4 separate regions of the Homo sapiens genome follow, and all the other regions are linked to region 3. Evidence: chromatin loops called from intact Hi-C (ENCODE). Cell type or tissue: HCT116. All regions are shown on one strand. Each heading gives the region's core, and the rest is flanking DNA. Links, peaks and the distances in the headings are about the cores only. Region 1 overlaps LOC105372016 (a long non-coding RNA gene). Region 2 overlaps RBBP8 (RB binding protein 8, endonuclease). Region 3 holds the start of LOC124904263 (a long non-coding RNA gene). Region 4 overlaps LAMA3 (laminin subunit alpha 3).

Region 1 (6,347 bases), core at 810-5,809, 880 kb after region 3:
CTAAGAAAAAGAAAAAGAAGGATATGTAACAGAGACCTTACATGGCTGCCAGGCTTAAAATATTTACTATCTGGCCCTTTACAGAAAAAGCGTCCCTATCTCTGCTCTAAACTAATGATAACTGCCTAGGAAACATCACTTTTTAAAATATAGTATTATTCATAACAGCAACAAAAAATATATAGTAACTGAGAAGTTACTAAGTTAAGAATTTATAAATCCTCTGATGGAAAACATTTTAAACTGTAACAAAGGATGTACAAAATGAGCTGAGTTAGTGGGGAGCTATGCCATCCTCTTGGATGGATTCCCTGAGTTCTCCCCCAAATTAATCTACAAATTTAGTGCAATTCCAATTGGACTTTTAAAGAAATTCAATAAACACATTCTAAAATTTATATGGAAGAAGTATCCACCAAAAATACATAATTAACTTTATTTGTTTGTTTGTTTGTTTGTTTTGAGACAGGTTCTCACTCTGTCACCCATGCTGGAGTACAGTGGTGCAGTCACAGCTCACTGCAACCTCTGGCTCCCAGGTTCAAATGATCCTCCTACCTCAGCCTCCCAAGTAGCTGGGACCACAGGCGTGTGCCACCACGCCCAGCTAATTTTTTGTATTTTTGTTAGAGACAGGGTTTCACCATATGTCCAAGCTGGTCTCATACTCCTGGCCTCAAGTGATCTGCCTGCCTCAGCCTCCCAAAGTCTTAACTGACTTTATATAAGATTGAAGAGGGGGACATACTCTAGCATATATTAAGATATATTTAAAAGCTATAATAATAAAAGCAGTGTGGTAATGTACTCATGAACAGACAAACTGACCAATGGAACTGAAGGAGACTTCAGATATACCCTCATGCATATGTGGGAATTTAACATATGATAAAGGTGGCACCATAAGTGAATGGTGGAAAGTCTGTTTAGCAGAAGCCTGGGGGAAACTTTTTTACTGTAATAAAAATAAAACTCAATCCCACGTAACATCGCAAACAAAGGTGGACTCAAGACGGACTAAAAAATTTAGGAATGAAAAATAAAACTATGAAGTCAAAACAAGAAAATGTTGAAGAAAATCTTTGTGACCTACAGGAAAAGGACTCCTTAAACAAAACTTCAAAAACATGAGCTCCCAGGCAACAATGTTAAAAAACTCAATTACATAAAAATTAGGAATTTTTGTTTAACAAAATATACTATAGATGAAGTTAAAAGATGAAATGGGAGAAGATATTTGCAATGTCTAAAACCAAGAAGGTTTTAGAATATCTCACCCTAATTTTCCCTCTTATCCCCATTTCTCACTTCTATTATCTATATGACTGAGATAATTATCACCCAATATTCAATGACAAAATCAGAGATAGGTCTAGCACAAACCATTGGTGAAAATATGACCTGAAACCAAGAATTATGATCAACCTCACTCTCTGCCTCTGAGGTCCATGGCGGGATAAATCATATTTCACAAAATCTGAGACACTCCTTGATTGTTATGATGTCATTATTTTACGTCACTAAGGAAGAAAAGCTGCCAATTAATGATATAATGCTTCCTTGTCATGTCAAATTTTATTTCATATTTTTGCAAATGCTTTTACTGCAAGAATTTTTTTTCAAGCTATGAATAGGCCTTTAAATAATTTTTTAAAAAATATTACTCTTGTCATATGTATAAAGAAGGAAAATATAAGTAAAACAAACTGGTTTAAATATTCCTAAAACTTTTTATATTCAGAATGCAACCCTTCTAGATTATGTTTTAATTCCGACTTGTCAATGCCCTTATTTCTGCACACAGTCCCATCAAGAGTGTTAGAGATGGAACTTTTCTTGTAAGTGGAACCAAGTGAAATTGCTCATTAGACTGTTTTTGACCAAAAGATGGCAAACTTATGTGATTCAACCTAAAAAATTATTGCTCTCTTATCTCCAGAATTTTCTTCCAAGCTGGTTGAAGTTTTGACACTAGTGCTCTCTTGTTCTCCCCAGAAGATATCGATGGAAAGTTGTTTTAAAGACAATGACCAATGACCAGTGATGAAGATATTACTGCTCTTTTCTCTTTCTTTCTTCCTTTCTTTCGTTTTTTGTTTGTTTGTTTGTTTGTTTTGTTTTTGTTTTGTTTTGTTTTTTAGAAACAGCGTGCCACTATGCTGCCCAGGCTGGCCTCAAACTCGTGGGCTCAAGTGGTCCGCCTGACAAATGGCTCTTAAATACCTTTTTGACTGGAAACATCAAGAGGCTGCAGGTGTCCAGTCATGCCACCAAGAATAATATCCAAGGTCATTCATGCACAGGAAGGTAAAATTCTGCTGCCAGTTGGCCAGGAGCCATTGAAAGATGTCCTGTGAATTATAAGAGGTGTTCTAATTTAAGAAGTGTTAAGCAGAGAGCCATCCTAGAATTAATAAATACAGTATGATATTCACAATAAATAAATCATATTAATAAGTGATGGCAAGTGTTTTCAAATGCATACGGTAGAAGGTGACACGAGTGCTGCGGACGCCGTCAGTGCCGTGCCCACAGTCCCCTGTACTCCTCCTGCATCCCACAGGCAGCCGATGCTGCTCACAAGGCAAGTCAGAAATTCCAGGGAGCTGCTACCCCTGGGAGTAGCTGTCAGCCAATGATGAGGACAAGTTAGAAGGAGTTAGTGATCAAATGCCTCAGCTTCCTCGCTCTTCAAGAAAGAGACTCTGAGACTGGTTCTTCATCAATTCCGAGAGCCCCCCAGGGAGCTTGAGGCCCAGTCGCCCACAAGAGGAGCTGCTCAAGATCACATCCTCCACTGGTTTCCGTCTCTCCCCTGTATCTCTTCTCTACTCTCTTGTTGATGCTTCTATTTTTTAATTTAATTTAATTTTTTTATTTGTAGAAATGAGGTCTCACTCTGTTGCCCAGGCTGGTCCCGAACTCCCAGGCTCAAGCAGTTCTCCTACCTTGGCCTCCCAAAGTGCTGGGATCGACCCTGATGCTTCTTGAAGTCTCCCATGAAACAACTTGCACTGAAATCCTTGTTTCGGTGTCTTCTGGGGAGATGCAACCTAAGAGAATTAGCAATTTCATCAAGGACCTTGCAGCATTTGGCCATCATCAGACACAAAAAAGTCATAAGCATCCCTCCCCTCAACATTAGGATTTTCCTGGGGTCTGAACCTGAATGTCACCCCCTCCTAACTTCTCCCTGCAGTCCCAGTTCTCCCAGTCTTCCCTTTGAGTTCTCAGCTTCTCTCAACCCCTCCCCATCCCACCATCTCTACCTTCCCATCATTCCTCATTATTCAGTCTACTTAACTCCTCTTCCCTCTGCTGCCCCCAAGAACTGCATTGTGGGATGGAATGAGCAGAAATTCCCCATACTGAGCCTGACCCCCAGTGGTGGAGATAAGGCATGTCCACAAGTTTCAAGATAAAAAAAAATCAAATTTAAATAACATTAAACGAGCAAGTAATTTTATCCCCCAAGACACTTATATTTAATGGTCAACATACATCAGAGAAGGCCAGGTGCAATGGCTCACACCTGTAATCCCAGTGTTTAGGGAGGCCAGGCAGGTGGATCACCTAAGCCTAGGAGTTTGACACCAGCCTGGGCAACAGAGGGAGACCCTGCCTCTACAAAAACAACAAAAACATTCATCAGAAGTAAAAAAGAAGCAACTCCAAAACTTAGAAGATGCTTGTGATGACCTCATGCTTGCAGATGATGACTGTTTAATGATACCTTATCAAATTGGTGATGTTTTCATTAGCCATTCTCAAGAAGAAACACAAGAAATGTTAGAAGAAGCAAAGAAACATGCAAGAGGAAATTGACACCTTAAAATCCAGAGTGGAATCAATTCAGTGGGTGTCAGCAGATTTGAAAGTTCAGCTGTATGCAAAATTTGGGAGAAACATAAACCTTGAAGCTGATGAAAGTTAAACATTTTATGGGCTGGGTGCAGTGGCTCACACCTGTAACCCCAGCACTTAGGGAGGCTGAGACAGGTGGATCACCTGAGATCAGGAGTTCAAGACCAGCCTGGCCAACATGCAGAACGCCCATCTCTACTACAAATACAAAAATTAGCCAGTGTGGTGGCACACACCTGTAATTCCAGCTACTCAGGAGGCTGAGCCAGGAGAATCGCTTGAACCCAGAAGGCGGAGGTTGCAGTGAGCTGAGATCATGCCACTGCTCTCCAGCCTGGGTGACAGAGTGAGACTCTGTCTCAAAAAAAATTATAATACTCTTAAATATTTGTTTAGTAAACTTGAACATTGTTTTTTAAAAATGTTCAGAATGCAGGTAAAGTCTACATGTAGCCTGCTAGCAAATCCCTATCTTTAACTAGTCATATAGCGTTAATAGGTTTGGAGATAGAAGATGTCAGCAAGCAATGGTGCCTTTTGAACTGGAGGTGGGGGAAAAAACCCCGAAAAGTTAAAACATTTTTTACTCTCCATTCTGCAATTCTTCTTTAGTAACATTAAACAGAAAATATATTCAATGAGCCATTGAGAGACACTGGGTCTCATTATAAAGCAGCAATTAGGCTCACAGAACACAAAGCCATTCAGAGCAGCGCCCATTTCTTGCACTATGCTCCCTGCAGCTCTAGTTAGATGTACAAACTTATGGGTTTAGTAAAGGAAATATGGGCTATTTTGCTTTTTTTTTTCTATCTAGTAGAAGAGGAAGAGGGACTATGAAAGGGGGACTATGGCAAACACATTTAGTTAGAAATCTTTTATTAAAATAAAACACTAAAACAAATATCTTTTTGTTATAATGATCCAGTAATATAAAAGGACACAAAATTAAAAGCACACAATGGCTTATTGCTGCACCTAGGCCAAGGGTGGTGCTGTTCATTGAATTCTTAAATAAGCAATTATGATAACCTATGGTATTAAAGACTGTTGTATTGTCGGGGAAGGTGGAGGTCGAATGCACTGTGCCCGAGAGGACTGCCTTCACTCCTTTGTGGGTTTGATCACACAGATGGGCTTGACCACAGCGCCATCTTTATCAAAAGAACAACATGTAGTTGTTCCAAAATTTTTGTTTAAAAATTTTTAAAACAAACCCCCCTGCATTTCTATCCCCACCAGGGAATAGAGTTTTAATGAACACACGAAGCAACTAGGTGACATCTTTATCAGTCCTCATAAACCTTGATTGAATACACAGTGATAAGCCCTATTTAAACTGTCCTCCTCCTGATAACACACCTGGAGGCAGCACCAGCCTTAGTAACCAGCTGGAAATAAGGCCTCTCCAAAACCCAGAGTGCAGGCCTGTCAGGCACAGAAGCTGCAAGCAATGCAAAGCTCTGGGCCCTCATTTATTTGGGGTGATGGTGGGTAGGTTGGTGCAGGCTTTTCCCTGCTGGACACTTTTTTCAGAACCAGCTTGGGCCTCTAAGGGGCAAGGAAGTGGCTGGAGGTAAAAAGGTGCTTTAAACCCTGCTGACCTTTAGCATTTACATTTGCAAACACAAAGAACCCGGGAGGGGCAGTTGTAAAGGATTTGGGAATGGCCAGCTCTGGTTTTCTTTTTACCAGCATCAAAAATGAGTGAAAGGTACAGACATCTAAAAGGAAAAGGGAGACATGGGATTTTCCCAATCAGCTTGAAGTCTGGATCCTCCTAGTCCTTTGCTTTTTTGGCCCTAGCACACCCTGGGCACTACCCACTTCCAATCACTACTTGCTTCTTCCAAATCCCATCCCCTCCAGCCTTCCCAATACAGAGCCCACAGTGACCCCCACAGGCTGCAGCAGCCAGGGTCACTGGTGTGGGAGGCTGTGATTCTAGGAAACTGGTAGGCTGGTTTTAGCAGCAAGACACACAGGCTTCTGTGGAGGCAGGCTAAAGATCCACTTCACCTGCTGCAGCAGAAACGGCTCTGATACGTCAATGGCAAAAATCGCAATTACTTTTGCACCAACCTAATAATTGGTTTGACTGTTGGAACCATTTAACTATGTACATGTATATCAAAGCATCATGCTGTACACCTTGAAAATGTACAATTTTTGAAAATTAAATTAGGCTGTGCATGGTGTCACAAGTCTGTAGTCCCAGATACTCTGGAGACTGAGGTGGGAGGATTGCTTGAGCCCAGGTGTTGGGAGGCTGCAGTGAGCTATGATCATACCACTGCACTGCAGCCTCGGTGACAGAGGGAGACCCTGTCCCTAAAAAATAATTTTTTTTGGAAAGTAAAAAATGAAATTAAGTCAAATGAGTCTATTAAAAAGAATTTTTCATATTCTCTGCAATTTTTAAAATAAAATTTAATTACCACAACAAGTTATCTTATATAGATCAGGCTGAAATACACAGCATG
Region 2 (6,347 bases), core at 624-5,623, 180 kb before region 3:
TGAATAAGTGATTAACCTTGACCAACCCTCCCAACTGGGCTCTGGATCTCATCTCCTCTGACCTTTTTAAGGATGTAGCAATTGTTCCCTCTTTCTCCAGAATTATTAATTTTCTCCTATTTACTTGATCATCCTATCAACATAAATAAATGCCGATCATGCTATAATATTCCATCTTGAAAAAAAATCCTCCCTTGACCCATGTTCTTCTTTAGCCACTGTCCTGTTCTCTCCTCCTCTTTACTGCAAAATGTCTTGGGAGTACTTGTTTGTGTGTGCTCTTTCCACTTTCTCTGTCCTTAGTTTCCTTTGAACATGAGACCGATCTCAGATGGTCACCATTACACCTTAACAATTTTTATCATGTTACTAGTTTAACACTCAATGATCTACATGCAACCAAATCTCATGGTCAATTCTAAGAAGTCTTCATCTTACTTGACTTATTAGCATTGTTAAACACAGTTGATCACCTCTTCGTCCTCTCTCCACTTGGCTTAAAGGACATCATTTTTAGTTTTCCTATCTCATTGGCAGCTCCTTCTCTGTTTTGTTGGTTCCTACTCATTTTCGCAACCTCAACAGCTACAGTATTTTCTCTAAGGGGGTGAAAAATGGTTCGGGGCAGGGGGGAGCAAAAAAAACCTTACTATGTATAAAGCACAGACATACATGCATACACGTATCACCTAAACAGATATACAGTAGATCTGCAGTAATAAAATTCCAGCAGGGAAGGGACTGGGGGGAGGGGGGAAATGTCTAAAAATGCTGGGGTGGGGGTTGTTCAACAAAAGAAAAGTTGAAAATCATGACTTTACATAATGAAGTTCCCCAAGGCTCAATACTTGGACTTCTTCTTATCCCCATCTATTATCACTTGCTTGGTAATCTCATCTAGTTTCATGGCTTAGATGCCATCTACCTGCTGATGACCTCCATATGTGTCTCCATCCTCAACTTCTCTAAATTCTAACTCACATCTACTCATGAATCCAAACTCTACCTGAATGTTGAGTTTGCATTTCAAACAGAATATTACCGAAACCAAACTTCTAATTTTAACCACCCCCGCCCCAACCTATACACCTGCGGCTCCCAGTCTTCCATCTCAGTAAATGGTAACTCTATTTTTCCTGTTGTCCAAACCAATCTCCCCTTTACTCACTCTGCTCCAGCCACACAGGGTTCCTTAATGTTCCTCAAACAAACCAAATGGCATCTTCACTGCAAAGCCTCCGGGCTTGCTAATTTCTCTGCCTGGGTGCCCTTCTCCCAGATAGCCACGTGACTCACTTCCCTCCCTCAGTCCCTATGCAAACATCACTTTACAAGTGAGGCTTTCTAATATCCCTTCTTACCCTGCTTTACTTTTCTTCAGAGCACTTGCTTCTATCTGACATAAATTTTATTTCTCCCTCAACTAGATCATAAGCTCCATGAGGACAAGGGCTTTGTTTTATTCAGTGCCTGGTATACAACAGATGCTTCAATATTTGTTGAACAAATAAGTAAATCACAGTAAAGCCTTCTTTACTTAAAATTATTAGTAATTTATATTAATATGATTAGGGATATTTATATGAATAGGATAACATTACTTTCCAATATGAAAAAGATAGTAAACTAGTAATATAAACAAAATTATATGGAAAATACCTTTAAAATATTGTCTAAGTTAGACTGTGGGTCACTGTTACCCACCAATAACCACAATTTTAAACTTGTAAAGTAATCTCAGTATCTTGCTTACTGGCCATTGGAGATTGACTTTGGTCATAAGTGTCAGCTACTAGAATTTCATTTTCATTAGGATTATGTTGTGGATGAGTTGAAGACTTGGAAACTTTTCTCATTTCTAAGGGGAGAAAAAAATAAGAGATTACACAATAAACAATGATGATGAAAAGCATTATCAAATTATTTTTATTTATTCATATTTAAAATTTTTATGTATTATCTGTATTTAAATCCAATATAAGTACTGTTTTATTGACATAATTATCATATTCTAAGAAGTAAGCTCCTTTAATTTCACTAAGAAACAAAGCTGTTTAAGTTAAGACATTGGGAGAGAGGGGACTAGAACAGACAGCTTCTTCTAACCCAAATTGCCTAGAGTAGTAACATTTTAGTGTTACTTCTCTTTTTATATTTGTTACAAATCAGCAGGTTAATTTAAAAAGGTATACTGGGCTGGGCACAGTGGCTCATGACTGTAATCTGAGCACCTTGGGAGGCTGAGGCAGGAGGATCTCTTGAGCCTAAAAGTTCCAGGCTGTAGTAAGCTACAGATCACACCACAGTACTCCACCCTGGATGACAGAGTGAGACCCTATCTCAAATAATCAATCAATAAACAAATGATCAATCAATCTAATGTATACTATATCATTTATCTCCATGATCTTTGTTTTAGAGTTTCTATTTTCGGGAAGGAAACTCTGAAGCATGCTTTATCAGAAATCACTCCAATATTTAAAGATTTAGTTCAAAGAAAACCAAAATAAGGACAAGGTAAAGTGAAATGGTTTTACTATTTATAACTTGAGAGTAATATTAAAAAGCATTATAAACCTTAAAATAAGCAAGCAAGGGAAGTTAGAGAACAGGACTAATTAGTCATTAAAGCATTTAAAATTATTATTATTATTATTATTTTTGAGATGGAGTCTTGCTCTGTTGCCCAGGCTGGAGTGCAGTGGCATGATCTCAGCTCACTGCAACCTCCACCTCCAGGGTTCAAGCAAGTCTCCTGCTTCAGCCTCTCGAGTAGCTGGGACTGCACGCGTGTGCCACCACGCCCAGCTAATTTTTTATATTTTTAGTACATACAGGGTTTCACCATGTTAGCCAGGATGGTCTCGATCTCCTGACCTCGTGATCCACCCACCTTGGCCTCCCAAAGTGCTGGGATTACAGGTGTGAGCCACCGTGCCCGGCCTTAAAATTATTTTAAAATCATTTGTATGGCTCAAGGTTATCGTACATCTTAAAACCAAATTTCAGATTCCAAGTAAAAAATGATCAGAACAAGGTTAAAGCAAGTGAATTAAATTTCTAAATAGTTACATGCTGCTTTCATACAAAGAAGAAATAAACCAGAAGCATTTATATTGGTTACAAAAGACTTTCCTAATATGGAATTGTTTTCTAGATATTCTTATTTGTGAATTTAAACCTGATGTAAATTATGCAGTGATTATCTTTAATGATTCATGTCCTGTCTGATAGCAAACTAAAAGGTCAACGGATATTCATTTTAGATCTATGATTTTACATTTTAACTTAGCTCCTATTTAAGTGTAGGATTTTTAACAGTTCTTTTGTTTTCCACTAGATGGTGATACAAACGCTTATAAAGTGGGGGAAAACTGTCAATGTTCCAACATCTAAGAATAAGATCTGCTTATTTGTTTAAAGGCATATTTACTGTCAACAATTTATTTGTATTATACAAATATAGTAGTACATATATATCCCCCGTCCCCCATGCTTTCCTTGTTGCAAATAGTTTAGGTTAAAAATTAAAGTCTTTACTGTTTGCTTTAGATTAATACTAAAAGTAATACTTGTATCATGGCACATAACAAATTTTGGGACTATGTGAAAAGACAGTTTTAAAGCATTTAGCAGAAATGATAAACTAGGCTGGAATTAGAAACATGTCACTGAAAAGCCACAAAGTGTACATATTATAACACCATTTCTTGATTACCACTAACTCCTACAAATTACAACAAATAAAAATAGCCAGTTACAGACAGCTCCAATGGCAGGAGTACCCATGTGGCAAGACCTGGAGAGTAGGAAAGTTCAGAGCTAAGAAGATCTGTATTTGAATTTTGACTCATCTACATAATAGCTGACCTTGAGTGAGTTAACCTTTCTAAACATATCTTTCCTCATCTATAAAACAAAAGAGCTGATAGTTATCTCACAAGCCTGTTACGAGAATTAAAACATAGCAATAATACATGCAAATCACTCAGCATAATACCTGGTACACAGGAGGTAGAAATTAACATTAAGTTCCTTTCCTTTTTCCTTCTATCCCACTTGGATATATACACATAGGAATATTTTTAAAATAAAAAGAAAAAAGAAACTATTTACTACATTTATAAAATATGGTATATTTACATGTCATATAGATGACACGTATCTATACATAACACGGGCAGAAAACGCCTTCTCAGTCACTTTACAAATAGAAGTTAAACTCATAGTTGTACCATGGGATACCAGAATAGTGACTATCTTCTTATCACTAGATTGAATAACATAAAAACTAGTAGATGAACACTGGTTTACAAAACCAGAGAACTAAAATACAACTCCAACTCTTACCATTTGCACACACAGAGTGCTCCAATTTAGTATGTGTTTGTTCTATGTATCGGACATGGGGGTTCTCCTTTCTTCGTAGCCGGTTAACGCCAGAAAATGAGAAGGCTGTTATCGGTGAATCTGGAATAACGTCTTCCTCACATTCAAGCTCAGCTGCTTGATGCTGTTGATCATTCCTAGAGAAGAATGACAATGGAAAGAAAATCAATTCAATGAGTATTAAAACATTTACTACATGGCATGGAGTTACAGTAGAACACAAACATGAAGCTCTAAGGGATGTAATCCCTTGCATCTAATGTTCCAAACCTAAGTAGATAAGTACACGAATGATTACAGTACCCAGTGGGAAATACTATGTGAGAAGTGAAGTAGAAAGTATAGTCAATAGCACTTCAGGTGAAATTAAAAGTATTTCAAATTGCAGACAAGATCAGGAGAGAACCCACAGTCTGAGGAAAGGCATGCAGTACTGTGTACTTATGTTGGAGAAGGGAAAGCTGGAATTACATGAACGAGAGCCATGAGCTCAATGTGCACATAATGTAGAAAGCAAGAGGAAAGAAATTAAGGTTTTAGAGCTTGGATATAATGTGACAATCTAACAGTATTGTGCAAGATTGGGACAGAAGGACAGGAGGCAAGGAAATCAATTAGTGGCTATAATAGTCCAGGCAAGCCGCTCTGTCTGCGGTCTGAACTAGAATATTTTAAGTACATATGGAAAGGAAAGAACGTTAAACATCATGGTAGTAGAATTAGCATGCTTGACAAATACAGGATGAGAACACTAACAATGATAACAACCAATTTTTGTTATGTGTTTACACTGCCCGGCACTATTTAAATTATGAGTTTAATTATCACAACTCTGTGAGGTATTACTACTTTCATTTTACAAATGAGGAAATGAAGATACAGAAGTCATTTACTAAAATAGTAACAGAGTCAGGATTTAAATCTCAGCAGTCAGACCCTAACAATAACACATTGTTAACCAAATGTGTTATCCATAGTCTACAAGAAGGCTTCAAAATTTGAGTTTCTGTTACTGCTTTTATCTAGGCCCCCTTATAGTCTACTCTCAACAACAGTCACAAGAGTCCTATTAAGAGATAAATTGGGGCCGGGCGCGGTGGCTCACACGTGTAATCCCAGCACTTTGGGAGGCTGAGACGGGCAGATCACAAGGTCAGGAGATCGAGACCATCCTGGCTAACACGGTGAAACCCTGTCTCTACTAAAAATACAAAAAATTAGCTGGGTGTGGTGGCAGGTGCCTGTAGTCCCAGCTCCCGGGAGACTGAGGCAGGAGAATGGCGTGAACCCAGAGTCGGAGCTTGCAGTGAGCTGAGATCGTGCCACTGCACTCCAGCCTGGGCAACAGAGCGAGACTCCGTCTCAAAAAAAAAAAAAAAAAAAAAAAAAGACATAAGTGGCTCACACCTACAATTCCAGCACTTTGGGAGGCCCAGGCAAAACCCTATTGCTACGTACAAATATATTAAAAAATTTGCCAGGCGTGGTGGCACACACCTGTAGTCTCAGCTACTTGGGAGGGTGAGGTGGGAGGGTTGCCTGAGCCCAGGAAGTCGAGGCTGCAGTGAGCTATGATCATGCCACTCCACTCCAGCCTCGGCAACACAGTGAGACCCTGTCTCCAAAAAAAAAAAAAAAAACCCCAAAAAGACTTAAGTCATATGGATGAAATCTCATGAAAACCCTGTCACATCTGCTCATTTCACTGAGAACACAAGCCAAAGTCCTTTGATCCATGAAGATCCTACATGACCTGATGGTGCCCCTCCCATTTTTCCTCTCTGACCTTTTTTCCTATTATACTCTACTCCTGCCACACTCTCTTCCTTGAGGTTCCCCAAACACACCAAGCATACTCCCACCTTAGGTTCTTTGCACCAATTGTTCCACCTGCTTGGAATGCTCATCCCCAGATACCTACATACCTAATTATCTCTCTAATCTCCTTCAAGTCTGCT
Region 3 (6,347 bases), core at 785-5,784:
AACCTGGCTAATTTCTGTATTTTTTGTAGAGATGGGGTCTTCCTCTGTTGCCCAGGCTGCTCTCAAACTCCTATCCTCAAGCAATTCTCCTGCCTCAGCTTCCCAAAGTGTTGGGATTAAGGCATGAGCCGTTGCACCCAGCCTATTTTGTCATTTAAGAAGTCATTCAAAAGTTGATTGTGAAGAAATTCGATTTTTTTTTTTTAAGAGATAGGGCCATACTGTTGCCCAGGCATGAGTGCAGTGGCACTATCATAGCTCACTGTAACCTTGAACTCCTAGGCTCAAGCAGTCCTCCTGCCTCAGCCTCCTGAGTAGCTGGGATTACAGGCATGCACCAGCATGCCAGGCTAATTTTTAAATATTTTGTAGAGACAGGGTCTTGCTGTGTTGCCCAGGCTGTCTTGAACTCCTGGGCTCAAGTGATCCTCCCACATTAGCCTCCCAAAGCACTGGGATTACAGGCAAACACCATTGTGCCTGGCCAAAATTAGATTATTTTATCATGTTTAATTTCCATTCTTCATAAAGAAATGGAGAGTAAGGTTTACATGGTTATTATGTTTTAAAAGATTTTCTAAAAGAATTTTGCATATTAGAAATTCTGTTTTTATGACCTAAGTATAATTATTTTTGGGCCTAAGCCTGAACTACTTTCAAAAGGCAATTTTAAGAAACTCTTAAAAAGATAATACTAAAATTTAAGGCTCATTGCTTGTTATTTCCTACCAGATCAGATTTCTTTAAACAGGAGAGGAGGGTGAGAATAATGAAATGAGCTCATTTTTTTTCTTAGAAAGAAAAAGTCACAAGGACCTATTCCTGTAAGATGGAGAACTCCATTTTTACATCTAAATCTATTTTGTGTTTCTGATTGGCAAAGGACTACGATAAATCCTCACAAGATTTGATAAATCCCCACAAGATCCTATTACAGCAAGTTCTTGGACAAATGCTTATCTCTAATTAATAGTATTTTCATCCATACTGACTATGTGATTGTATGACATAGCTTTGCAAATGGTGTGATACCCTGGTAAAATTAAACTGATTCAATATAATGATTTCCCTAATGAATTTGAGGATAGTCCCAAAGATAGAATCCAGAGAGTCAGCTGATGTTATTTAGGAAAATGGTTTTTATGGTCCATCCAGGAACATGTCATCAGATTTCTGGTACGGATTTGTTTCTTGGAGATGGAAACCAATCCCTTTCTATGATTAACCTTTGGCCGTAAAAGTTCTTGCAATTCTGTGTCTGTTTATGGACAAGAGGAAATGGCGAGGTGTCATAGTCTCTGCAGTCAATCCAATCACCTTTGCTCCTCTAGGACCAAAACAGACACAGCTAAGTTTACATTTTATACTGGTTCATTTTTCCTTCTTAAGTTTCTCTTTTATTGCGCAACTGGAAGAAATGGGTCATTTTATGTTCTCTGGAACCAAAGATAAATTCCCACTTGTTCCCATGACTCCCAGCAGATATCACAAGACCTCTGTCTACTAGACCCTGCCGAGACCGTGGCAACCCTGTGGCTGCCCGTCCAAGCATGCCCAGTGTTTGCTGCCACCACCGCCACAGCATCTATGGTCTTGGGTGCTGGCGGGAGAACATTTTGCATCAGAAACCATGGCTGAAGGTGATCTCGCTAAAAAAATCCTGTCCTGTATGTTACCTTTCACTGTTTCCCACAACTGATTTAGAGCCCAAGGAAAAGGATGCTAAGAGCTTGGGTTCTTTCTCACTGCAAATCTGTGAGCTGGTACTCTTAACCAGCTTTAACTCTTAACCAGTGAGTTAACTCTGTGAGCTTTAACTCTTTACCAGTCACTGCTTCCCCGTACAACCAGCCTGCTTAACCTAGAAGTAAGGGAAAAATCACTCCTTTGCTATTACCCTGCTTTTACCTGACCCCAGACCCCCAAGTCCTAGATATTAAAGTGGGATTTAAAGTCTTTTTTTATTGTTAAATTTGTAGCCAAGGCATGTAGAGGTGTTTGTTCCCTAGTGGGTGGCAGGTTGCAGTCTAATTTTATTTTCATTTTCAAGATTTGGTTTCAGGGCTTAATGTGGGAAATTAGGTGATCATGAATAGAAAGTAATTGTGCAACCATCTATGTCTGATTTATTAAAAAACAAAACTCTGAAAAGGAAAATCACAGCAGTGCCTCATAGTTGTACTTCTATGTTAATATCTGTTTGTCAAAAAGCTTTTCCCCTTTGCACATAATAGGTGATATAAAAGTGTTTCCTAAAATCTCAAATGTAAACTATACCAACAACATGTTCTATTCAGAAATCTGTTTTAGAACAGCTTTTGCATGTTAATGATAAATTCATTTCATTATTAGATTTTTCCTATAATTAGAGATATCTTTTAAAAAGTGAAACAATACCTGCCTCTTAATAAAGTCTTCCTCTTTGTTGAATGAACTAACAAATGAAGACTTCAGGGAAGACTAAAACCATCCTCTACCAAATTCCATGGTATGGCTTGGGACTAGATTGCCTTTGGCTCTGGCAGAACATTATAATCCCTGGAGGGATCTCCTGAATTTAGTAAATGCCTCCTGTGAGTTGAATGACACATTTCTTTGCTAGTGGGTGGGAGTATTCCTACGGTTTTTTTCAGCGTGGATAGTGCCAGGAATCCTAAGGGCTTTGCTTTCAAAAGCAGACAAATAACTCAGTTTTGCAAACCTCAGAGGATCAGTAAGAGAAAGTGACCCAAGCCCCAGAGAAAAAGCAGGGATGTTTAAGGATAGAACCATCCCTTTATTTATCCTTTTATCTCATTCCAGAACCATAAATCTCTTCGCCGTCTTGGATTGCCTCCCTATAACAACATGTGGTAGAGATTTTGGCCCAAGTACTAATTAAACCTGAAGGAACCCCAAGGGGAAAACTCAGTCTTGAGTCTCCCTCTGGTGGACATTTGTAGTAATCCACATACAGCTCTGTCAAATGAAGGGACGAATTTCAGAAATAAATATTCAAAGAATAGTAAACATATTCTAAGACACCAGCACTATGCACTATTATTTTCTATGCATTAATTAAAATTCTTAAATTATTCACCTCTATAATCTTCTGTTTTATTTCCTAGAATTTACCCTCACTTTGAAAATCTGAGCTGGATGCAGTGGTTCACGCTTGTAATCTCACCACTTTGGGAGCCCAAGGCAGTAGGCTCATTTGAGGCCAGGAGTTCCAGACCAGCCTGGCCAAAATGGCGAAACCCTACCTCTACTAAAAATACAAAAATTAGCTGGGCATGGTGTTGAGCGCCTGTAATCCCAGCTACTCGGGAGGCTGAGGCAGGAGAATCACTTGAACCCGGGAGGCAGGAGAATCGCTTGAACCCAGAAGGCGGAGGTTGCAGTGAGCCGAGCTAGCGCCACTGCACTCCAGCCTGTGTGACAGACCGAGACTCCGTCTTGATTAAAATAAAATTTAATAAAAAGTTTAAACAATTCCTTGAAACAAAACAGCCTAGAGTCCCCTCACCCCAGCGCTACAAAGTAAATGAAAGAAGTAAACAGTTTGTCCATCTCCATTTCCATTCTAACACAGAACACCAAAGCAGAGATGATTTAAAATTTGCCATTTGTAATTAACTGCTGGGCAGGATTCCACTGGAAAATTTCCCTCTCACCTTTAACTTGAATCCAGAGGAGGTTTAAGGTGTTATCAGCTCTTCCTCAGGGAAGCTTCCACGCAGGAGGCTTTCTTTGGAGCTCTGTTCCCTAGGTAGCTCCAGGATCTTTGGACTTTTCTTGTGCTTATATAGTTAATGGCCCTCTGAATTGCTCTCTTCAAAAGGGGAACCGTTTGAACTTGGGGGGCGGAGGTTGCAGTGAGCCGAGATCTCGCCATTGCACTTCAACCTGCGCGACTGAGCAAGACTCTGTCTCAAAAAAAAAAAAAAAAAAAAAAAAAGGCCAGGGGCGGTGGCTCACACCTGTAATCCCAGCACTTTGGGCAGGCGGATCAGGAGGTCAGGAGATCGACACCATCCTGGCTAACACGGTGAAACCCTGTCTCTACTAAAAATACGAAAATTAGCCGGGCATGGTGGGCGGGCTCCTGTAGTCCTAGCTACTCCGGAGGCTGAGGCAGGAGAATGGCGTGAACCCGGGAGGCGGAGCTTGCAGTGAGCCGAGATCGCGCTACTGCACTCCAGCCTGGGCGACAGAGCGAGACTCCGTCTCAAAAAAAAAAAAAAAAAAAAAAAAAAAAAAAAAGGAGTAGGGGAGACAGTGAAGAAATGCCTCTCCATTCTTCAGATCTGACTCTTGCTCACGTTCTTCTGTCGTTACACTCATCTTCAGGCTCAGGCTCCATTTGATGTGCTCTGGAGTCTGATATTTGAGCAGGACTCCTTATTCCTCCGCCAGTGAATCTTCTTCCCACTACCAGATTCACAGGCTAGTGTTAATTTCTCTTTACGTATTTTACTATTTTGAAGTTTGTAAGGTTAACCGTAGTTCCATTACTTAAAAAAAAATTCTTTCCCTTAAATAGACAATCGCTATATCCTAGTTATAACTGGTAATGATCTCGGCTTGTAGTACACTTAGGTTTACATAAATGTCCTTTTCTGATACTCTTGCTCCCTAACTAGAATCTAACACCATCTTTTAATTTTTTAAATTAATATACAACAAAATTGACTTTTTTGGGGAGAGTTTTAGCTCTAGAGGTTTTAACATATATAAATTCATGCAATAACCATCACAATCAGGATACAGAATAGTTCTATCACCCAAAATACTAACTCATGCTATCCTTTTATGGTCCTATCCTCCTCCACCTTAACCCTTGACAACTACGGATGTGTTCTCAGTACCTATAGTTTTGCCTTTTCCACAATATCATATAAATGGAAACGTATAGCATATAACCTTTTGAGACTGGCTTAGGATACTATCTTTGATAATTATTCATGTTGTTGTGTGTATCTGCTATGGACTGAATGTTTATGCCCAACCCCAACTTCCTATGTTGAAATCCTAACCCTCAATGTAATATTAGGAGGTGGGGCCTTTGGGAGATAATTAGGTTTGGATTGTGAGGGTGGAGTCCTTCAACGGGATTAGTGCCTTTATAAAAAGAGGAAGAGGCCGGGTGCCGTGGCTCACGCCTGTAATCCCAACACTTTGGGAAGCTGAGGTGGGCGGATCACGAGGTCAGGAGATCAGACCAGAGACCATCCTGGCTAACACGGTGAAACCCCGCCTCTACTAAAAATACGAAAAATTAGCCGGGCGTGGTGACGGGAGCCTGTAGCCCCAGCTACTCGGGAGGCTGAGGCAGGAGAATCGCTTGAACCTGGGAGGCGGAGGTTGCGGTGAGCTGAGATCGCGCCACTGCACTCCAGCCTGGGAGACAGAGAAAGACTCTGTCTCAAGAGAAAAAAAAAAAAAAAAAAAGCTGGGGAGGAGACACCAAATAGAACTCATTTTCTCCTCCTTGTCAGGAAACCATGAGAAGGCTGCTCTTGGCAAGCCAGGAAGAAGGCCTTAGCCAAGAACCGAATTGAATCTAAGGGCACCTTGATCTTGGACTTCTCAGCCTCTAGAACTGTGAGAAATATGTCAGTCATTTAAGCCATCCTGTCTATGGTATATAGCAGTCTTGACGAAGACAATGTTAATAGTTGGTTCCTTTTTGCTGCTGAGTAGTGTTCCATTGGATGGATGCTCCACAGTATGTTTATTACTATTTACTCATTGAAGTATATTTGGGTTGTTTCCGGATTTGACGATTATAAATAGTTTCTATAAACATTTTAGTTTTCATTTCTCTAGGGTAGATAACTAGGAGTGCCACTGATGAGTCATTGGATAAGTACATGTTTAATTTGATAGGAAACTGCCAAACTGTTTTCCAGAGTGGCTGTAACATTTTGAATTATCACCTCTAACATATGAGAGTTAAGTTGTTCCATCCAGTATGTGGTCTTGTCGTGATTTTTTAGTTTAGTAACTCTAATAGGTGTGTAATAGTATCTCATCCTGTAGTAGTATCCTGATTTGCATTTCCCTAAGGGCTAATGATATTGAACATTTTTTCATGTGCTTATTTGCTATTCTTACATCCTCTGAGGTGAAGTATCTGGATACAAATCCTTTAATGGATATGTAATTTGCAAATATTTCTCCTGCTCTGTAGCTTGTCCTTTAATTCTCTTAACAGTGTTTTTCACAGGGGAAAGATATTTTTAGACCTTATTCTTTTTTAAAAAGTTGTGACATATATATATATGCCACTATATATGTATATTTATATTTACATATATAAATATATGAAATTTATATAAATTTATATATATAATATACTTGTA
Region 4 (5,000 bases), core at 1-5,000, 1.0 Mb before region 3:
ACAGTGAGCCAGATGACAACATTTGATATAATTACAGAATTCACTAATCTTCAAGATTGAAAACTGCCTCACTGTATAATAGGAAGCAGTGTAGCCAGGATCTGGAAAGGATTACCATGCACTGTAGAATGACAGAAGTACTAACACACGCCCCCAGAAACCCCACAAGCAGTTGCTGTAGCATTCTGCTGTTGTCACATGAAAACTCAGCCCACTTTACCTGCCTACACTCTCCAGTTCCACTCACTGTTCCCGCCTTATGGCACTTGCATTCTGTGGAGATAAGAGAGCATCCTTGAACTAAGGGAGACACAAAAGACAGTTCCTGGCTCTGGGAACATTACACAGCTGCAACACAACGTGTGCAGTTGGCCTTGCCAGCGCAGTTCAACAGAATGAGAGTTTGCATCGCTGAGGCCTAAAATTAGACTGCTTTCTGAAGTTGGCAGAACAGACCAATCCACACTATCCATTTACAAAAAGTAACAGCTAGTTCATGGCTACTTCATGACAAAAGCTGCAACATCATGGGATTTTTGAATGATTCCAATGCCGAGGTCATTACTGATATGCATGCATGAAAATACACTCTATTCAAGGTTATTCAGTATCCTTAACTCGGTGTTTTTAAGTCCTTATACTGGCTCTGATATAAGCATAAAATTAAAATTAAACCAGAAAAAGTAAATTATAAAAACAAGGACATAAAAACCATTTATCAAGTAGCTGCCTTCTCAAACAACAAAATACATACAGAAACAGGATAGAAATCCCTTGCTAAGATTTTGAAAGTGACAGAAATTCTGTCAAAAGTGGGGGGAAAACATCAGAACATTACATAGAATCTTGTCAAATTGAAGTGATTCAACAAATAGCTCTTTTGTGGATTTAGTCACTGAGGCAGAGAAAATTAAGAGAACATTATAATATAGTAAATTATGACATATAAGAAACCTACCTGAACATCCACTGGGGTTTTCTTTGTCCAGATTCCAATATAACAGTTTGCAGCGGCTACAAGTAGGACCTTCAACATGAAGCTTGCATTGGCAATACCCCTTTGAATGAAAATCAAACAAACATTTGACATCTTGGAATTAAGACATGTTTTCAAACCTGTGCGTGAGCAAAGACTTGTCACAGAAACATATTTTGGTCATGAAAAGTAATTAAGTGTATCCAGGGGGAAAAAATACTGGGTTGATTTCAACAGTCTGCTAATTGCTTTTGTTTATTTTTATTCATTTATTTGTTATGCATGTAATCCGCATTTGTGGTTAAAAAGAAACTGGAAAATAAGGAGAAAGAAAATTTAAAAATCACTCTTATTTATAACATTGTCAGTGTCTGTTGATACTGTTACAGCATAGACTACCAATTTAAATAGAAAAAATGTCTGAATATTTAACATGTTGAAAATCAGTAAAGAATTGTTTATCTGAGAGTGCTTTTGTAATATGCAAGATTCACAGCCTTGCATCAATGTCATCAAGGCTTATGGGAAGGATGGCAGAACCTCTTTCACTCCATCCATTCTGTGCCTGGAAGTCGGCATCTCTAGGCTCTGAGGCCAAGAAGACAGACAATTTCTAAATTATCTCAGAAAATTGTTCAGAATAGGCCGGGTGTGGTAGCTCACGCCTGTAACCCCAGCACTTTGGGAGGCTGAGGCAGGTGGATCACCTGAGGTCAGGAGTTCGAGACCAGCCTAGCCAACATGGTGAAACCCCATCTCTACTAAAAATACAAAAATTAGCCAGGTGTGGTGGGGCGTGCCTGTAATCCCAGTTACTCGGAGGCTGAGGCACAAGAATCGCTTGACCCAGGAGGCGGAGGTTGCAGTGAGCTGAGATCGCGGCACTGCACTCCGGCCTGGGCGACAAGAGCAAAAAAAAAAAAAAAAAAAAGAAAGAAAAGAAAAGAAAAAGAAAAAAAATGTTCAGAATACCATGGTATTGTGCTTGGAATAATATAAAATAAATTGTAATTATTTTGTACACAGCCAACTTTATTTAATGTGTCCTTGGCCATTGATTTTCTCAATGTTATTAATTATGTTTGTCAGACTTACATGCAGGGCTCCACAGAGGCAACACCCTCTGAGTAACCTACAAACCTGCAGTAAGAGTTAAACTCTAGGACTCCAGAGTAACAAGTTTAACTAAATCTTATTCTTTTGTTTTTGAAAAAAAAAATCACAAAATCACATATGCTCTTTGAAAAACAACAATGACCTCTTTAAGCAATTTAGCCTTGGGTCTTATTTTAATTTCTGGAAGTGCCCACACTGTTAGTCCTTAATATGCATGAGAATAATAGAGATAGTTAGAATTGCAACCCTTTTATAGTCTACTTACCAAATTGGAGTTGATGGTACCAGCTGGGTCACAAGCACTGCTGGAACCTGAATATGATTCAGAAATTTTTAAATTATCTGGTAGTTTGTTTTTCTCTTTGTTTTGATGTTTCAAGTTTTAAACGTTTTGTTTTCAAAAATAGTGTATCTACATTTATATTTTCGATAGATGTGTGGCAAAGTCTGCATGCAATTCATAGTCAGGCATCTTGAATGACATTTATGGTCCTTAATCCCCAAATTACCTCTTTTGCCACTGAACAAATCCCTATCCTGTCTACTCATGACAGTTCACTTCTAATTGATGATGAAGGAGGAGATTAGGGAAAGATTCTAAAATTTTGAGCATCATTAGTATTGTCCAGAAGAGGGCAATATTGTACCAAGAGACTTTTAATTGCCCATTTAAAAGACGTTCTAGAATTTCTAAGTACATCTTTAATTATCACACCTCCTTGTTCCCACCCGTACTAAAGTTATTTATAAAATCAATTGGTTTGTTTTCCTGACTTAGTATAACACTACAAACCAAATATAATCTCTCTTCAATAAATTGGGATCTTGCAATGTTTCAGTATTACAATTACACAGTGTTTGAACTGGGTAAGTCTGTTCTGAGTCTGGTTTTTCAAATCATTTAAATAAATCCATAATAGGATCTTGTTTGCTTATAAATTGTTCCTTAACCCTATTGGCTTTGTTTGCTTCTGTCTGCCTCAGCTTCCCCTTGATGATTTTCATTCTCTCTCTCACTCTCTTTTTTGAGACAGGGTCTTGCTCTGTCTTCCAGGTTGGAGTGCAGTGGCACGATCATAGCTCACTGCAACCTCCAATGCCTGGGCTCAAGTGATCCTCTCACCTCATCCTTCTGAGGAGCTGGAATGACAGGCATGCACCACCATGCCCGGTTATTTTAAAAAATATTTTCTAGAGGCTGGGAGTGGTGGCTCACGCCTGTAATCCCAGCACTTTGGGAGGCCAAGGCGGGCAAATCACGAGGTCAGGAGATCAAGATCATCCTGGCTGACATGGTGAAACCCCATCTCTACTAAAAATACAAAAAATTAGCTAGGCATGGTGGCACATGCCTGTAATCCCAGCTACTCGAGAGGCTGAGGCAGGAGAATCGCTTGAACCCGTGAGGCAGAGCTCGCAGTGAGCTGAGATCATGCCGCTGCACTCCAGCCTGGGGGACAGAGCGAGACTCTGTCTCAAAAAAAAATAAAATAAAATCAAAAATAAATAAAAATTCTAGAGACAGGATCTCATTATGTTGCCCAGGCTGGTCTCCAACTCCTGGCCTCAAGCAATCCTCCCGCCTCAGCCTCCCAAAGTGCTGGGATTACAAGCATGAGCCACCCTGCCCTCTCTTTCTTTTCTGATGTTCTCCTGTTCCCTGCATTTTTCCGTAATACCCAACACAAATTTCCAGCTGTTTGTTTTCCATGCCCAACCTCGGGTTCCTCTCCAGGACACAAACATTGCCATCTAGCCCTGGGATGACTGTGGCTGCTCAGCTTCTCTGCCAGGCAGCCACAGCACTTCCTTCTGCTCCTGAGGCCCATGGAGGTGAGCAGACCCATGCAGGATGCCCTCGCATCCTAGGGACCTTCAGGCCTTTTGAAAGGCAAGCACCCACCTCTGACTGCCTGCTGCAACTTCCACCCTCAAGGAAACCTGGTCTCCAGAGGATTCTGGTTAGGAAGATTCTGGGAAATGAAGTCAGTCCTGTCTTCAAAGCGCAGGAAGGGGTCTGAGAAACCACATTCTCCTGATGGATAGTCTGGGTCAGCCTTCCACAAACACCTCTTCACAGTAGCAAGAGTTCTCCGAAATTGACAAGAGCTACTGGTCTGCTCTCTGGCTGCACACACCAGGGAGCCCAGGGAAATTTGTGGACATCTCATTTCTGTCCCCTCTGCCATGGTACATGGGCAAGCCTTAATCTCTCATATCAACAGAGGGATGAATACCAACCACGTCCCACAGCTGCAGGCTTGGTTTTCATCTCCCCCTCAGTGCACTCTCTCCAAACTGCATAGACTCCAGTGCATCCCACCCGCCTTCCCCAACACTTGGGCTGAAGTACGATGACACGGTCCCCCAGAAGGCCAGAGGAGGGCAGGGAGAGAGGCCCGAAACACAGCAAAGGTCCTGCTAAGCCTGCTGGCAAGTGGATCTGTTAGAAACATTACAGTGCTGCCAGCATTAGCACCACAAGCTGGGAGCGAAAGAAGGCATGATGCCTCGGGACAGAAGACAACAAATGGCCCCTTTAACTCAAAGGAGTCACCTATGCCACAATGCTATCCACAGAAAACTGACATGTGAACCAAGAAACCCACATGTATAGCACATGGAAATTTACATTATTTTTAGTTAAAAAAATCATTTCTGGATTCCTTTGAGGGTACATATATGATATACGTGTTTTCAAACCAGACTTGAACAGGTGAGGAACCAAGCAGACTAGATCTGTGAAAGCAGGATGTGGGGGTGGCCAGTGGTGAGTCTGTGGGGGATTTGCAGGCTTCTCTGGGAGGCTGGCTGCACACACTTCAGAGAGGAACCAGCCCTCTAGCAATCTGCTGACTTTCCTACCTTGGCAGTGGGGGAAATCATAAGCTCCTGAGAGACACCTGTC

Evidence for each region. Hi-C counts contacts between places; a loop is a spot of excess contacts. Peaks named below come from ENCODE experiments on the same cell type or tissue, not always from the same donor. Only the 100,000 strongest peaks of a DNase experiment are listed, where the experiment ranks them.
Region 1: a loop joins it to region 3, with 6 times the contacts of the local background. A loop is called at or near these places in 3 of 110 quality-filtered maps.
Region 2: a loop joins it to region 3, with 6 times the contacts of the local background. A loop is called at or near these places in 56 of 110 quality-filtered maps.
Region 4: a loop joins it to region 3, with 4 times the contacts of the local background. A loop is called at or near these places in 3 of 110 quality-filtered maps.

The regions. Positions count from the first base shown.
Region 1 is chr18:21,911,953-21,918,299 of GRCh38, reverse strand. It overlaps LOC105372016 (a long non-coding RNA gene), which reads right to left. Exons shown (of 4, transcript XR_935276.3): 3 at 2,949-3,053; 4 at 1,557-2,351. Among named protein-coding and RNA genes, the nearest start is that of LINC01900, 66 kb to the left of the region's middle. In HCT116, for the core only: CTCF peaks have their summits at 3,361 (motif pointing left) and 5,756; a DNase peak (open chromatin) is centred at 3,339.
Region 2 is chr18:22,980,397-22,986,743 of GRCh38, reverse strand. It overlaps RBBP8 (RB binding protein 8, endonuclease), which reads right to left. Exons shown (of 19, transcript NM_002894.3): 7 at 4,351-4,526; 8 at 1,754-1,858. Among named protein-coding and RNA genes, the nearest start is that of RBBP8-AS1, 50 kb to the right of the region's middle. In HCT116, for the core only: a CTCF peak has its summit at 3,318 (motif pointing right); a DNase peak (open chromatin) is centred at 3,353.
Region 3 is chr18:22,795,797-22,802,143 of GRCh38, reverse strand. The region is part of intron 2 of RBBP8-AS1 (RBBP8 antisense RNA 1); the gene reads left to right. LOC124904263 (a long non-coding RNA gene) reads right to left here and starts at 3,914. Exons shown (of 2, transcript XR_007066308.1): 1 at 3,657-3,914. In HCT116, for the core only: a CTCF peak has its summit at 2,926 (motif pointing left); a DNase peak (open chromatin) is centred at 2,903; H3K4me3 peaks cover 1,954 bases; H3K27ac peaks cover 513 bases.
Region 4 is chr18:23,810,461-23,815,460 of GRCh38, reverse strand. It overlaps LAMA3 (laminin subunit alpha 3), which reads right to left. Exons shown (of 75, transcript NM_198129.4): 13 at 4,958-5,000; 14 at 2,358-2,404; 15 at 959-1,058; 16 at 221-273. Among named protein-coding and RNA genes, the nearest start is that of LAMA3, 120 kb to the right of the region's middle. RefSeq lists an enhancer at 4,972-5,000. In HCT116, for the core only: a CTCF peak has its summit at 2,709 (motif pointing right); a DNase peak (open chromatin) is centred at 2,730.